Linked DNA regions of Mus musculus: region 2 is linked to region 1. The links are chromatin loops, found by intact Hi-C in ENCODE. Cell type or tissue: heart. All regions are shown on one strand. Each heading gives the region's core, and the rest is flanking DNA. Links, peaks and the distances in the headings are about the cores only.

The links. Peaks named below come from ENCODE experiments on the same cell type or tissue, not always from the same donor. Only the 100,000 strongest peaks of a DNase experiment are listed, where the experiment ranks them.
Region 2: a loop joins it to region 1, with 4 times the contacts of the local background. A loop is called at or near these places in 3 of 42 quality-filtered maps.

What each region holds. Positions count from the first base shown.
Region 1 is chr5:137,499,637-137,508,221 of GRCm38, forward strand. It overlaps Pop7 (processing of precursor 7, ribonuclease P family, (S. cerevisiae)), which reads right to left and starts at 2,793. Exons shown (of 2, transcript NM_028753.2): 1 at 2,643-2,793; 2 at 1,803-2,443. The coding sequence starts at 2,433. The coding sequence ends at 2,011. In heart, for the core only: CTCF peaks have their summits at 2,501 (motif pointing right) and 3,382; a DNase peak (open chromatin) is centred at 2,925; H3K4me3 peaks cover 2,493 bases; H3K27ac peaks cover 2,229 bases.
Region 2 is chr5:137,127,298-137,135,882 of GRCm38, forward strand. Muc3 (mucin 3, intestinal) reads right to left here. Exons shown (of 13, transcript NM_010843.1): 13 at 7,627-8,188. The coding sequence ends at 8,147. Among named protein-coding and RNA genes, the nearest start is that of Trim56, 15 kb to the left of the region's middle. In heart, for the core only: no CTCF peak of the experiment used is centred there; no DNase peak of the experiment used is centred there; H3K27me3 peaks cover 1,947 bases.

The DNA.
Region 1 (8,585 bases), core at 362-8,361:
TATATCTCCTGAGGCAGACAGATCTCTATGGGTTCAAGGCCAGCCTGGTCTTACAGAGTGAGTTTCAAGACAGCCAAGACTACACAGAGAAACCCTGTGTTGGAAAAAAAAATTATATTTGTATGTGATTTTGTTTGCAAGTATATCTGTGCATGGTGGGCATGCCCATGCCCAGGGAGGGCAGAAGAGGGTGTTGAATCCCCTGTCACTGGAGGAGCCAGGAGGGTTCTGGGAATTGAACCAGAGTCGTCTGGAAAAGCAGCTGGTGTTTTTGACCACTGAACCCATCTCTCCAGTCCCTCCTTTATGTACCTTCTATTCAGTTTATTAGTCCTTTAATTAAGGATTTATGTCCTGGTGATCTGGGGCGATCTTTGTAATTCTAGGCACAATCTCCTGTCAGATGTGTGGGTGGCAAAGGTTTTCTCCAAGACCGTAAGCATCTCTTCACTCTGCAGGTTTGCTTTTGAAACAAGAGTAGCCCAGGCTGGTCTCAAACCCACCCTCCTGCTTCAGCTTAAGCGTCAAGATAATATATGCATGTGATCACACCCAGGTCAGTTGGCTTTTCAGAAACAAGCCTGTGAGCCACTGTGTAGCTCCTAAAGCCAATCAACACGTCTCAGGAGAAAGCTTTCAGACGTTGGTTCTCTCCCATTACGTGGGCTCTGGGGATTAAACTCAGGCGGTCAGGCTTGCCTTTACCCCTGGAGCCATCTTGGTAGCCCCTCCAATTTCTCTTCGGTATTTAGTTTGGGCCCCGAGCCCATGGATGGAATGCTGCCATCCACATAAAGAGCAGGTTCTCCCTACCTCAGCTAAACACATGCCCAGAGGAGTGTCTACTGGGTGATTTTACATCTAAGCAAGCTGGCAAGAAAGATTAAACAGCTGAACTAGGTTGATCTCAGACTCTAGACTACCGATGCCCAGCAACACATGAGCTCTTCGGGAACAGGAATCAAGTGTAACAGTCAAAACTGTCAGTTCAAGAGCTAGGGGCTTAGCCGTAGAAGGGCTACTTAGAATCCACCACTGAAGAGCTGGGGGCGTGGCTCAGCAACAGTAGACTTACTTTGGGTAAAAAGGCCCTAGGTTTGACTACCAGCAAACAAACCGTCAGTTTTGCATGTGTATGTGTGAGTACCAGTACATGTGCTACAGTTTACGTGTAAGTCACCTTCCACTTCGAGCCAGGGTTTCTTGCTGCTGATGTTTATGCCGGAGCAGCTAGCCCACAAGCTAGCGAGGATTCGCCCATCTCTGATACCTATCTCACTGTAGAAGCATGGGAATTGGATTCAAGAGCTGCAATGCTCCGCAGAAAAATGAGTTCTGCTGATTCAAATATTCATGATTATTTGACAAGTGCCTTGCCTATTGAGCCATCTCCCCATCCCTCCCCCGTCATAATTCTTGTGGTTACTAGGAATTGAACCTCTGGCCTAATCCTATGCTAGGCAACTAGGTAACACTCACTAGTCACGATTCCTTTGCTGAGTTATATCCACAAAGAACTTCCCTCACCTTTAAACCTTCTCTTTTCCCAAGCCTGGGAACCATGAGAGCCGGATACATCCCAGCTGTAGCTAGCTCAGTCGATGAGTCTACTCTCTCATCTTCCTGAGAGCACACTGTAACAATTAAGCTTCCGTGTTACACTCAACAAATTTGATTCCCGTCATACTGTGGTTCAATGTGAGATGCCTTACTGTGGCCTATATACTTGCTCTTTCCTACCATTTTCCTATTCAAGTACACACAGAATTACACTAGGAAAAAGAGGCCATTCGAAGCCCGGCACCAACACAACTTAATAATTTATTATACAGGACAAGGAAGATTCACTTCTCGGGCTCTCCATTCTCAGTCCTCTAGGCTGAAGTAACAAGGTAACAAGAGGCTCAGGACAGAACTCAGAACAAGAGCCACTATGAAGCACTAGAAACCTCGGCCACATGGATGTGTGTGCTCAGAAGCCTTGGTGGGTCCAAGTCAGCCTCCCTTCAGTTACTTGGGCGTGACCCTGAAGACTCGGATGTGGATGGCTGAGTTGTTCCTGACCCTCGTCAGGGGCTCCCGAGAGTCAGTCTCTGGCTCCAACTCGTCCACCAGCTCCACGGTGGAGGTATTGGCGGCCACCTGTAGGGACCCAAAGCTGCCCGCCTGCAGCTGCAGGGCGATGTTGATGGCCCGGTTGATGGCCAGGCCCAAGCCATGAATGTAGATTTCAGTGCATGCGTTCTGCCCCCTAGTGCCTCCGTCCAGGAGCTTTTGGCAGCGAGCTAGCTGGGCCTTAAAGTCAGTCTTCATGTTGACATAAATGTCGTTGGGCCTCCGGGGCAAGCGGTGGGGAAGTCGCTTCCGAAGGGTGTACTCCACAGGGTCCAGCTCAGCCTCGATGGCACAGCGGGGTTCTCTGTTTTCTGCCATGCTCTGAGTCCTGGCATGGAGAAGGAACAAGATTCAGGGAGGTCAGGAGAATCCTTTCTTGCCCGGCTTTCTAAGGGTGCAACCAGAAGGGGGCGCCCTCAACACCCTCTTCCTTCCCAGTGTCTCAAGCCCTTCCACTTCCGCTTTCTCCACTCCCAGTTTTAATTCATTCATCACGTGGTTCCCATTCCCGGCGTGTCCACGCCTACCTTCTTCCTTCCTCAGTGCCCTTCACTCGCGTGAGCCTCGCCGACCGATCCAAGTGGACGTCGCTGGCCTCGATATGCAGAAGAAGAACGGAGAAGGGATCGGAAGAGGAACGCCGGGCAGGCTCGCCAGCAAGGGCTACGCACTGCGCACGCGCGTCCCCGCTCCAAGCCGGAACCGATAAGCTTATGGCCTTCTAGGCTTCCGTACTCTCCGCCTCCTTTCCTCGTGCGCGTGCGCAAGGCGATTTAAGGCTCGCGAGACTTGAGGGTTCGCAGGGTTCTAGTGAGCGCTTCGAAGGGCGGGACTAGCTAGCAGAGGCGGGGCTAATTGACAGAGGCGGGCCCAAGAGGGGCGTGGCGTGGATCGCCCAGTTCTCCCCTCCCCGGGCAGGGCGGGACTCGAGGATCGAGGCGGGAAGCAGGGCTGGAAAAGGGGGTTCGGGCAGCGACCCCGGGTCAGCATTGGAGCTGGGATCGCAGGGGCCGGAAGCCTGTAGTCCACGTCCATCCCACTTCTGAGCAGTGGAGTTGACAGCTGACCTCCCGCCCGACGTCCTGACAGCCCCGGAAGCCGAGAAATCGAAGGGATCGTGTCCACCATGATGGACTCCTCCCTCTGCGAGGGACCCACATGAGGTGCCAAGTGTTGGCAGCTTCCCGCCACACCTCTTAACTGTCCCGCCGCACTCGAGCTGCTTCCCGCGACCGGCAAGCCATGACCGGCCGCTCCCTGGCGGAAGGGACAGGAACTGCAGTGCTTGGGTTCCTAGCCCCTGAAAGTTAGTGGGAATCTGGATCTCTGCCCGCAATGGTAAAGCATTTGGACCGTTCCCTGCAGAAAGGCGTGAAGCCTGCTTTGGGGCTTCGTCCTAGATACATCTCCAGGCCACTTACCTAGGCTGAATCTGACTGAAGGCTGGAAAGGGAAGTGTGCACTCTGCTATATAGCCAACCTTGAACTTCTGATCCCCCTGCCTCCACCTTGTGAGTGCCAGGGTTATAACCGCAGGGACTCACTCAACTGAGATACATCCCTAACTTCTAGGATTTAGGTTAAAATGGAAGGTTTGACATGCTAGACCTCAGTTTACTCCGAGCTGATCTATATATTTAATGAACATTTAGAGGAGTCTCAGGAAGAGTTGCACATATAAACCAAAAAATCTTTTTTTGGGGGGTGGGGGTGGGGATAGGGTTTAACGATGTAGCTCAGGCTAGCCTAGAACTCATGCTCCTGCCTTGGCCTCCCCAGCGCTAATGTTTTAGGTGTGCACGACTGCACCATTTTAATAAACTTATCCTAAAACTTATGGCAAATAAATAGACTGAATAAAATGATTTTGTAACGTTGTTGGACTCAACTGTCTTAGCAATTACGAGCACTTTCTGCTCTTCAAGATGACTCTCTTGAAGAGGACTCGAGTTTGTTCCCGGTACCCATGTTGAATGTTAAGTCCAGCTTCAGGAGACCTGACACCCTCCTCTGGCCTGTGTGTGTGCCCAGACACACACAGGCACATATATAAAAATTTAAAAATATATATTTACTTTTAAAGCTATGGCTATTGTGTGTATGCAGTGCAGGGACCATACACGTTGTGAAGTCGATTCCTCAACCTTTATATTGGTTCTGAGGAGCAAAGGCTCACACAGCAAGGACTTCACAGCTCACACACTGATCCATCTTGCCAGCCCCTTAAGACTTACCATGCAAATACGGTCATTAAGAAAAGTGTGCTGTTGGCAGGTGTATATATACAAAAATCAATAAAATAGAGAACTCAGAAACACTCAAGTACACCAAGCCATTGGAGAAAGGGCCTCACAGCCAGGCTGGCATCAAACTCAGTGAGCGTGCCCTTGAAGGTTGGCTCAACTGCCTCCCGCTGCCAAGTGTGGGAATTACAGGTGTGGGCCAGCATAGCTGATTCATGCAGTGTACTTGCTACCATTTGAGTTATAGCTCCGGCCAACTCATTGTCTTGACAGAAATGCAAACATAGCACAATGCAAAAGGACTGTGTATCGAGTGCTTCTGAAACAGACCCGAGGGTGGGGGAGGGCCTTAAGACCATAGCGTGGCCAGTGGCTCTGAATATGAAACTGTTAACTATAAAACAAATGGAGAAAATGTAAGGGGATTCTTCAAGAGGCTAGTCAGGCAACCAGTCCAGAGACAGGGTCGAGGTGGGGTGGGGAAGACAGATAAGCTGTTGTTCATCAAAATTTCAAGGGTGGAGGGTCTAAGGTAAGGCTACCCACTGTGAAACCCAAGAACCTGAGGTGGGGCCCTGGGACCCACCATAATAGAAGAAAAAAGTCCACTCCCAAAAGCTTTCCTATGAGTGTATGTCCATGCTCATATACTCCCCAAACACACTCAAAATAAATAAATTTAAAAATAAAATTTAGAAACCTTTAAAGCTGGGCACGATGACTCACCCTGTAATACAAGCACTTAGGAGACTGCGGCAGGAGGATTGTCATGGCCTCGAGGCCAGGTTAAGCTAGAGCGCTCCAGACTGCAATGTGAGACCCTGTCTCAAAAAGAAAACTTTTATGAACAACCAAAATAATATGAAAACAGGATGCACAAAGCTGGGTGTGGTGGTGCACGCTTGGTCCAGGCATGCAGGAGGTAGAGGGCAGGAGGCCTAGTCCCATCCTGGGCTATATAGCAAGTCTGAGGCCAGCTTAGGTCTGAGACCTGTCTATAGAGAGAAGGGCTGGAGAGATGACTCAGCGGGTGAAGTGCATTCTATCCAAGCCTAATGACCTGAGCCTGATGAACCGCAGGACCTACGTAAAGACGGGAGAGACCCGACACCACAGTAGTACTCTGACCTCCAAATGGTGATGTGGCTGGCACAGATATGCTCTCGCCCAACATACACCATTCACACGTGCACATATGATAATAATAGTAATAATGATAATAACACAAATTATAAAGGAGGAGATGGTAAAAGAAGCATGGTATGGGAGAATATATTTTCTTTTCATCATATATTTAATAAAAGATTTGTATCTAGACTATGTAAAAACTGGGAACTGAAGAGTTTACCCAAGTGGCATGGTGCCTGCAAAACCCAGATCTCTGCAGTTTGAAGGCTTAGGTAACAGGAACATGTTTCATAAAAGCAAACACACACACACATCCCAATGAGCAAAGACAGGAAATAAACAACCCTGCTAGTGGCAGTGATGCACACCTGTAATGCCAGCACACCAGAGGCAGAGGCAGGCAGGTCTCTGAGTTCCAGCCTGGTCTACAGAGTGAGTTTCAGGACAGGCAGGGCTACACAGAGAAACCCTGTCCAGAAAAAGAAAGAAAAGAATAGAAGAAAGGAAGGAAGGAAGAGAGGAAGGAAGGGAGGGAGGGAGGGAGGAAAGGAGGGAGGGAGGGAGGGAGGGAGGGAGGGAGGGAGGGAGGGAGGGAGGGAGGGAGAGAGGGAGGGAGGGAGGGAGGAAAGAAAGAAGAAACAAGAAACAACTCAATTACGAAATGGACAGACGTCCTGGACATTTCAGCATGGTCAAAGGATAAGTACCTCACAAAATGTTCAATATGATTAGCTATTAGGGAAATGCACATATAAAATGACAGTAATGTGAGGAGCCAGGGATGTGACTCTGTTGGTAGAGTGCTTGCCTAGTGCACAGAAAACCCTGGATTCCACCCCTAGCAAGGCATAAACCACAAGCCTGGGCACCTGTAATCCCAGCACTCAGTTGGTGTAGGCAGAGGGATGAGAAGTTCAAGGCATTCTCAAACACATAGTGGTGAGTTTGCGGCTCTGCTTTAAAAAAAAATGAATGAATGAAAGAATGAATGAATGAATGAAGAATCTTGACAATATCAAGTACAAATAAAAATGCAAAAAAAAATCAGGATCTCACGTCTTAGATTTCTGGAAATGTGAAATGGTTCAGGCATTTATTTTGAGACTTTTCCCTCTAAATTGAACAATGTTAGAAGGAGGCTTTTGAAGACTCAGGAAACATACAAGGCTCAGAAAGTTCCTGAAACTAACAAAATTCATAGGGGTGTGGATCTTGGTAAAGCTAGCTTTTAGTCCTTGCCTCAGTACACATGTTCTTTGTCTGTCTGTGTGTCCCTCTCCCTTTCTCTCTCTCTATGCATATGTACATATATATATATATATATATATCCACAAGTCCTACAGGGTGCTCCACAGTTGCAGCTTCATGATTTAGTACCCATGCAAGGTGGTCCTTCCAGTGTTATAGCTGCCTTTGAGTCATCCTTGATCTTCAAGAAACCCTAAGAAATTCATTGGTTCTCCAGGTTGGACTTTGGTAGAATTGTTTGGTCTGTGGGTGAATGGACATTTGTGTGTGTCTCCTCAGGAGAAGTTATCAAGGTATCATTCTAAAAAATACTTCTATAGTTCCCACTAAATGACCCAAGAAGAGCACTTCTGAACATTTAAAAGATTTTACAGCACGGCAGTACATTCCTGTAATACCAGCATCCGGACAGGAGGATTGCAAGTGGCAAGCTAGCCTGGGCTATGCAATAAGGCCCTGTCTCAAAACCAAACCAAAACAACAACAGAAAAACTATACAAGGCTGAGGCTGTATCAAAGCATGCTGGAGGCCCTGTGTCCAAGCCCCAGGACCACAAGACAACAGCAAAACCTTAGACATATAAAGAAAAATTTAAGCGGGGGTGATAGAGATGACCACGGTAGCTCTGTATTGAATAGCCCACAGTTGGAAATGCCAGATGCCTTTCAGGTAATAAGTGATAAAAGAGCAGACTGTGGATTGTCCACCCACAGAACGTTACTCAGCAACACAACTTGCATCGAGGAATTCTCTTGCGCTACGAGAATATTAGTTGTTTATGGGGCTGGGAGCATGGCTTAGTTGACACAGCATGCGAAGTCCTGAGTTTGTTCCCCAGGATCCACATAAAATCTTAAACGGAGCATGGGGGTGTGTGCCTGTAACCCTGCTGATGGCGAGACCAGAAGTAGAGACAGGAACTTCCCTATGGCCCAGGATCACACACCCAAAGTTTAAATATGATAAGGGTTATACTTAGTGGATTGAAGAACTTGGTTGCTGTAAGAAAGTGAACTTGAAAGTCCATTATATCCCATTATTTATAATAAACAGTTTCCAATGCATGACAGTGCACACCTGTAACGGCAGTACTGACAAGGCTGTAGCCAAGAGGACTGCCATTAGTTCAAGCCAGTCAGGGATACATTACAAAACCAGGTCGCAAGAAACTAAAATAGCCAACAAAAAAGCAAGCAAACAAACAAACAAAAAACAACCATTCAAAACACATCACCACTACCACAAAAAAAAAAAAAAACCCACTCATAAAAAAAAAAAAATAAACAAAGTTTGTAACGAGCATTCCATGATTCAAGCTGTGTGTGCCTTTCCCGGATATTTACAATCCTGTTTTACAAGCTGGATTCATGGTGGTTTGTACCCATAATTCCAAGAAAACGACAACTGAAGCAGGGATTCCTGTGGATGGAGGGCCAACCTTGGCTACATACAGAGACACCTTGTCTCAGGAAAACTGAAAACCAGTCAACCAACCAACCAAATACTGGGGACATATCTCAGTGGTGAAGTCCTCATTTAGTGTCCTAAAGTCCTGGGTTCAATCCCCACCACTGATGAAAAGAAAATAAAGAAGTGTGTGTGTGTGTATACTTAGCGTGTATGTGTGTATATATACATTCAGCATGTGTATACATACATACATACATACATACATACATAATTCAGGGATGCCCACTCCTGCAGGTTGTCCTCTGACCTCATGTGTGTCACAGCAGGTTCATGCACACCCACACATACGCACATATATATGTATCTGGGCTTTACAATGGAAATCAAAGCTCTCAACCAAAGCTTGGTTTTTCACCCTTTGCACGGCTGAATTCTATGGT
Region 2 (8,585 bases), core at 265-8,264, 370 kb before region 1:
GGTATGGGGAGGGGAGATAAGAGAGTAGTAGAGGCAGAGTAAAGGGAGAGAGAGAGAGGAGAGGAGAGGAGAGGAGAGGAGAGGAGAGGAGAGGAGAGGAGAGGAGAGGAGAGGAGAGGAGAGGAGAGGAGAGGAGAGGAGAGGAGAGGAGAGGAGAAGTAGAGGCCGGCCATAACCACGTGGAGAGAAGGGGGAAGGAAAGGGGGAGAGAGGGAGAGCAAGGGCTCAAGAGAGAGAGAGAGAGACAGAATAAGAGAGAGGAGGAGGCAAGCAGCCCCCTTTATAGTGAGCCAGGCCTACCTAGCTGTTACCAGGTAACTGTGGGGGTAGAATCCAGACAGAATACCAATGAGTGAATAAGTAAAGAGGTGACTGAGATCAGTGTGTGTGTGTGTGTGTGTGTGTGTGTGAGTGTGTGTGTGTGTGCCACACAGGTGGAGGCCATAGGTCAACCTTGGGTCCTGTTGTGGTAAATATTCAACCCAAATATGCCCCAGCAACATGAAAACAGAGCTCAATTAACATGAATCCATGCTGTGTGTCTAGATTGGGCAGATCTACCCATACACTACCAGTTTCTCAGGACAGCACGGCCTTGGGTTTAGCTTTATTATCTGTTTTGGCCTCTATTAGCTTTGTCTTAGTTTTGTTTTGTTTGTCCTCCCCACCCCCCAGTTGCTGTGATATACCCTGCTGAAAGTAAGTCAAGGAAGAAAGGATTAATTTTGGGTGACAGTTCCAGGGGGCACTTCATCATGGGGAGGAATCCATGGTGGCTTGAAGCTGCTGGCCACACCCCATGCACAGTTGGGAAGCAGAGAGCAATGCTCAGCTCCTTTTGTCTGGCATCCTAGCCAGGGGAATGGTGCCGCCCATATGGGCAGGTCTTTCCACTCAATTAATGTAATCACCCATGGGCATGTCTAGAGGCCTGTCTCTCAGGTGATTCTAGATTCTGTCCAGTTGACAATCTATGCTAACCATCAAAGACCTGGAGCCCTCAGTTTCTGCTAAGCTGGGTGGCCAGCCAGCCCCAGGGACCTGCCTGACTCCCCAGTACCCCCCCACAGTCTCATCAAAGCAAATGTCACACCCCTCCACATGTTTTCTTTCAAGGTCCCTAGAAATGGGACTCCACCCAAAGCCTGCTACATAGACATCTCATCATCTTCCCCTTCCAGAATCGTCCTGTCTAGAATGTAACTCCGTTCCACTTCCTCCAGGAAGCCCTCTGGGATATAGCCATTCACAAACAAATCTCTCTTACCCAACTCTCCGGGGGTTCTTATGCGACTTCGAACATTTCACTCATCTTTTTCTCTTTCCTGTCTGGGCCTGTGAGTAGGGTCTTCCATCCCTGGCTGCTTCTGTCCTCGCCCCCGCACCCTCGCCTTGTGCACAGAAGATGCACGTCTGGCTTGTTAAGCCAGCACCTCTGTTTAATTGAATCACTGCTTCCCTCTCTAGAGTTCTCTGCTTTCCTCGTGAGCAAGGCCAGGCCTCCCGCATCCTTCCTCTGGAAGGAAACAAAGCAAAAGGCATTGCCAACGGGGCTTCTTTCTCCATCCCAGGAGACCCGGGTTTTGTAAATCCAGCTTCTTTGCCATCTCTGGTTCTTTTCCGGTCACACTCTGTAAAGACTTAAGGACTGGGGAGGACAGAAGTCCAAAATTAAGCCAGGGGTTCAGAGTTTATCATGTAATAAATAAACTCCGAGGAATGCCAGTGCCCTACATCCAGAGTCTGCGGAGATGGGGGACAGCTGGGGAAAGGTGTCAGGTCTCTGAGTCCATTAACAACGTGGCTTTTAGGCCCCCTGGGGACTCCCGCATAACCCAGGAGGGTGATGTGCCTCTGTAGATGGAGTTTAAGTGACACCCCCAGGTGGGGCAGGTCTGATTCATCTGTGATGATACAGCAGGTGGGGGCAGGGCGGCAGCTACCTAGTTTGAGCAGCCAGACAGGAGGCTAGTCTCACAGGGGAGCCCCACAGTGAAGGAAATTTACAGCCTGTGTTGGAGCCAGAGAAAGTGGAATTGAACTTGGGCGATAATCAGTCTGATTAGGTTTGGCCTCCTGGAGGGAGCCAGAGGGAGGGAGGGAAGCAGAGCCAAGGAGAACAGGGGGGTTGGGAAGCCAGGCTAGCCAGCTAGCGTGGAGGTGCAAGCCCTAGAGGTGTCTTGAGGTCAAGAGCAACTGGAGGGCTGGGAGCAACGAGTGGTGGTGATGGGGTGGGGGCACTTAGCTATAGCCTGCAGTCGAAGCACTTGGGAGAATGAAGCAGGAGCTTTAGTTAAAAGGCTCTAGGCCAGCCTGGGCTGCACAGCGCCAAGCTCTGTGCCAGCTGCCCCACCCCCATCACCATCCCAAGAACAAGAAAAAAAAACAGTGGGGGAAATTGTGTGGATGAGTGAACCCCAATGTACAGAAAGTGAGTGAGTGAGGTTACCAGGCTGGGCGTACCTGGGCTCAGGTTACCACCACGATGAGGAAGCTGGGGGGGGGGGGGGAGGCTGGAGTGCCCATGACCTCACCTCCCTGTGTTGGCTTACAAGGCAGGTGCTGGCATGATGAAAGGCTCAGATCCTTCACTGGAGCAGGGTGTGATGGTGCAGGCCTGCTAAGACCCTACTTGGAGATTGAAGGCAAGATGATGGAAGAAAGTTCAAGGCCAGCCTGGGCTACATAGGGAGTTCGAGGCCAGCCTGGAACTGGCCTTATACTTAGTGAGACCTTGTCTCAAAAAGCAAAAGGAAGGCCACCAGGGGTGTTTTTCAGTGGTAGAGCCCCTGCCTAGAATCCCCCAGGGAGGGGCTGGGGGCATGGCTCAGTGGTTAGAGTACTAAACATGGGTGAGACTCTAGTTTCAACCCTCAGTTTAGGGAGAAAAAAAAAAAAACCAAACCACCTTCATAAACAGTCCCCACCACATCTTGCTGGCCATCTTTGGTGGCCTCGGCTTGTAGACTCATCACCTTCCTCATCCCATCTCCCTGTGTTACCTGGCATTCCCTTATCATGTGTGTCTTTGTGTGCAAACATCCCCTCTTGGTAAGAATAACTTTCAGCTAGGGTCCGCCCTCTTTTAGTGTGAGCCTGTTTGCTGTCACTGCTGTTTAAATCTTGGAGAAAGGACTTACTATGATGCCCTGGCTGTTGTTGACCTTCTGACCATCTTTCCTCCACCTGCCAGTCCCCTCAGACTGTCACTTTAGCACTCTGGGCACACCACTGGTCTGTGCCTCGGTTGCCCTCATTTATGATATGACGGTCGCTCTGTTTTTCACATTTGGCTAATTAATGGTTAACTATTGTGTGCATGTCTTTGAGCGTGTGTAGAGCTCAAGCTTGAGCATACAGGAGTCTGGGATTCTTTGCTGCTGTGGTGTAGGTCTCAGCAAGCTTGGGTTGTCAGGTTTGGCAGCATGTGAGTCATCCTTCAGGTCCTGGTCACTCCTTTTTTTACAAGTGTGACATCAGGGTTCAGGAGAAGCGACCTTCCCAGATTTACCCAGGTGGCCAGTGGCTGCTGAGTGTGGGAGCCGGCCAGTGTCTGCGTGGCTGGGTGGATGAGAGCAGACAGGGAAAGCTGTCGGCATGGATCGTGGGAGGTAGAGTTGAGAGCCCAGTGAAAGTCCGTCTCTTGGTGTGGTGGTGCACGCCTGTAATCCCAGCACTCAGAAGGCAGAGGCAGGAAGATCAGAAGTTCAGGGTTATCCTCAGCAACATCTCAAGTGGAAGAGCAGCCTGGTCTACAAGAGACCCTGTTTCAGATGAAAAGAAAAAGAGGGGAAAGGTCTTCCTCCCGTTTCGTGGATGAGCAGGTTCATGAGAGAGAATTCCTTCTTTTTTTAAATTAAAAATTTACTTGTTTTATTCATGTGCACGTGTGCATGTACATGTGTGCATTCACACGTGTGTATGTGCGTATATGTGTGTGCACATGTGTGTGTGCATGTGTGTATGTGCATGTGTGTATGCATGTGTGTGCATGCATGATGCATGTGTGTATGTGGGTGTGTATGCATGTGTGTGTGTGCTCACGTGCATGAATGCTCCAAGGCTTTCTTGCCTTGACAAGTAAGGTCAAAGAAAACTGCCAGGAATTGGTTCCCTCCTACCCTGTGTGCCCCAATAAACAAACTCAAGTCGTCAGGCTTGGTAGCTTGTGCCTTTAACCAATGATCCATCTTGCCAGGCCCCTGAGAAGCAGCTCTTAACGTGAAGACATCTAGATTCAACACACTGAGGGTTTTGAGAATAAATGCAAAAATGAACCAAGTGTAGGCTGCAGATTTTCTAAGGGAAATGGCTAAGAAACTGACCAATGCCTGCAGATGCTCAGCGTTCACACGAGGGGGCAGCAGAGTCCAGGTTCTGTCTTAGATTAGACTCTAAAGTGCCTTGGAGTAGGAGGCCTTCTAAGGGCAAAATGGACACTCAGTCTAGAGGCCAGAAGAATAGAAAATGAATGTTGGGCCATGCCTTTAATTCCAGCACTCAGGAGGCAGGTGGATCTCTATAAGTCAGAGGCCAGCCTGATTTACACAGCAAGTTCTTGGCTGGCCAGTGCTACATAGTGACACACTGTCTCAAATAAATAAATAAATAAATAAACAAACAAATGAACTGGAGAGATGTCAGCAGTTAAGAGCACTGGCTGTTCTTCCAGAGGACCTGGGTTCAATTCCCAGTATCCACAGGTCAACTCACAACTGTCTGTAACTTCCCTTCCAGGAGATCTGACTCCTTCATACATGCAGGCAAAACACCAATGCATATAAAATATAAACAAACAAACAAGCAAACAAACAACCCAGAATCATCTCCAAGGATTGGAGGGAGGGCTCACTGGGTAAAGTACTTGCTATACAAGTGTAAAGACCTGAGTTAGAACCCACAGAATCACATATAGATGAACCAGTAGCACACATTTGAACTTCCAGTGTTCCTATGTTGAGATGGGAACCAGAGCCTGGAAGTTGGTGGCTCAGCCGGTCTGGCACAGGCAGCAGTGAACAGGAAGACATCTCCGCCAAGATGAGAGGGAAATTGGAGGACATTAGAGGTTATTCTCATGTTCTCCGTGGCACACATTCCCCCACACAAACCTATACATGCACACATTACAAAGCTAAAAAGAATCAAATTTAAAACGTATGCCTCACAAGTCAGTGAGAATATCTCAGCAGATAAAGGTGCTTGCTGCCAAGCCTGACTACCTGAGTTCAGTGCTCCAGACTCACACATTATAAAGAGAACCAACTCCCACAAGTTGTTTTCTGACCATGCGTGTGGTAGCACACACCTGTGTGAGCCCCTCTGAGCACACACAAACACATGTGAGAATAAAACATCTGCAAAATGTTCAGACTTGTAGCAGAGTAGTAGACCTGAGGAATGACCTGGTTCTTGTTAGGCAGAAGGTCAGACTGGATCCAAGTGGTCACATGATTCCCCACAGTGGGGAGGAGAGAGCTGGAAATATAGGAGTCCCATCTCTTAGGAGCTCTCCGAAGAAACATGAGCTTTGTCCGAGGGAAAGTATAGAACTTGGGTTATTTTTTAAATGTACTATTATTTTGCGTATGTAGAGTGTGTATGCTCATGTGTGCATGTGGAGTGTATATTCATGTGTGTGTGTGTGTGCTCATGTATATATGCAGTGTGTGCTCATGTGTGTATGCAGAGTGTGTGTGCGTGCTCATGTGTGTATGCAGAGTGTCTGTGTGCTCATATGTGCATGTGGAGTGTGTGTGCTACATGTGTGTATGCAGAGTGTATGTGCTCATGTGAGTATGTGAAGTGTGTATGCACATGTGTGTGTATGTGGAGTGTATGTGATCATGTGTGTATGCAGTGTGTGGAGTGTGTGTGTGCTCATGTGTGCATGTGGAGTGTGTATGCATGTGTTTGTGTGTATGTGGAGTGTAGGTATCTGTGCTCATGTATGTGGAGTGTGTATGCATGTGTGTGTTCTCATGTGTGTATGCGGAGTATGTGTGTGTTTGCACACGCATACATGGAGACCAGAGGAGAAAGTCAGGTGACTTGTTCCATTGCTCATTCCTTCAGATGGGGCCCTGGATCTGCAGCTAGGCTGGGAGCTGGGATTCCAGACAATGTGGGTAACCATGTGCAGCTTTTTTATTTTTTTAAATGTTTATTTTCTGAGACAGAGTCAAATCGTATGGCTCTCTACTGGTCGGTTTTCTGTGTCAATGTGATATAAGCTAGAGTCATCAGAGAGAAAGGAGCCTCAGTTGAGGAAATGCCTCTGTGAGATCCAGCTGTAAGGCATTTTCTCAGTTAGTGATAAATGGGGGTGGTGCAATACCTGGGCTGGTGGTACTGGGTTCTGTAAGAGAACAGGCTGAGCAAGCCATGGAGAGCAATACAGTAAGCAACATCCTTCCATGGCCTCTGCATAAATTCTGGTCTCCAGGTTCCTGTCCTGCTTGAGTACCTGTCCTGACTTCCTCCAATGAAGTGATCTGGAAGTATAAGCTGAGTGAATCCTTTCCTTCCCAGCTTGCTTTTTGGTCATAGTGTTTTAGTAGTAGCAGTAGAAATCCTAACTAAGACAGGCTCTGACTGGCTGGAACTCACTCTGTAGACCAGGCTGGCCTTGAATCACAGAGACATGCCTGCCTCTGTCTCCCGAGTGCTAGGACTAAAGGTTTGAGGCATCAAACCTGGCAATCACAGCTTCTTAAAGCATTTAGTACACTTTAATTATGTATTTTGTGTGAGTATATGTATGGACGTGTGCACACACATGTGTCACAGTGCACATGTGAGGATCAGAGGTCAGTGTGTGGGGGTTGATTCCCTCCTATCAGGTCTGCTTTGACAGGAAGTACCTTTAGTCACTGAGCTATCTTGCCAGTTCTCCTCTTTTGCTTAACTTGGCTTCTGGATTTCAACTCAGGTCTTCATGCTTGCCCAAAAAGCCATCTCTCCAGACCCCAGAGAGCTTGACCCTCTTCCTGCCTCAGGTGTGTGAATAGGTGTGGTCCTGCCTCATGTCATCCCCCAGAGATCAGCAAGTGATGCTTGGGAATGTTGGGGGTGAAGACGTTCCCTCTCATGGTGTTGAGGGTTGAATTGCATCCTGGAGGGAAGAGGAGGTCCAGGACCCTGTATAGTGTGGCAAGTGGAGAAAGTTCTAGAGTCTGTAAAACTTGAAACCAGTTTGACATGGTTACTTTTAGCTATTATAATCATATATGAGGGGAGAGGGTCAGAGAGGCTATTAAGAGTGTGACCGTTCTTTTTAAGCCCTCACCTTTCTTACTCTCTAGCCCTCCTTCTCCCCCCCTCCACATGGCCATGGCCAGTCTCTCTCTACCTTCTGTCTTTCTCCCTGCCTTTCTACAATAAATCTCTAAAACCATTTTTTTTTTTAAAAAGAGTGTGATTGCTCTTACAAAGGAATTTGACTTCACTTCCCAGCACTAGAAAAAAAGACAATAATAGCCTGTTACTACAGTCCTGAGGCTCTGATGCCCTCTTCTGGATATCATGGGCAATTGCATGCATGTGCACACACACACACACACACACACACACACACACACACACACAGATATGCACACACAAGCATAATTAAAAACAAAATAAGTATTAAAAATAAGCATATAATTGTATTTACATTGAATGCAATAAAATAAAAGCTTTAATCATACCCAGTCTTAAAAAGAAATTTAAAACTAAGCATGCCCTTGTAAAGACAGATGGTCTATGTTAAAAACAGTGCTTGCCATGGAGATGGGAGGTAATCTTTCTTAGAAGCGTGCTTTGCTGATGGTAAAATGCAACCCAAAGTTAAAACAACCGACGATGGCAGCGGGCCAGGCACTGTCCTTGGTGCTGATTGCCGGACCACGGGTAGGAGACATCTCTGGGCATGGGATTCTGGGAGGTTTCGCCTACCATCGTAACATGACCACTGCAGTTTCCATACTGTCGGCGCTTCCAGCATCATCTCTCTGGTACCCATTCTAGGTAACTGCAGGGTCTATTTCCCAGTAAGTCTCTATGCGGAATTCTCAATGTAGGGTGTGTTCCACCACGCTTGGCTAAACACGCTTCTCCTCAGTCCTCAGGTCCACAGATCCATGCAAAACCGCTTTTGTGTTAGTGTTTACAACGATGTCATGACTACCTGGGGCCTCTGAATCTGGATCTGAAAAGAGAAACAGAAACAGATAAGGGCTGAACACAGGAGAAATCTAGTTTGCAAATCATGTAAGACTCGAGTCTATAGAAGACTCAGCTGGAACTTTTAAAAAAAGTTTTTCTTTCTTTCTTTCTCTCTCTCTCTCTCTCTCTCTCTCTCTCTCTCTCTCTCTCTCTCTCTCTCTCTTTCTTTCTTTCTTTCTTTCTTCCTTCCTTCCTTCCTTCCTCCTTCCTTCCTTCTTCCTTCCTTCTTTCTTCCTTCCTTCCTTTCTCTTTGTCTCTGTCTCTCTCTCCCTTTCTTTCTCTTTTTTCTTTTGAGACAGAGTGTCACTATATATCCCTGGATAGCTTGGATCTTACTCTGTAGACCAGGTTGGCCTTGAACTCACAGAGATCCACCTGCC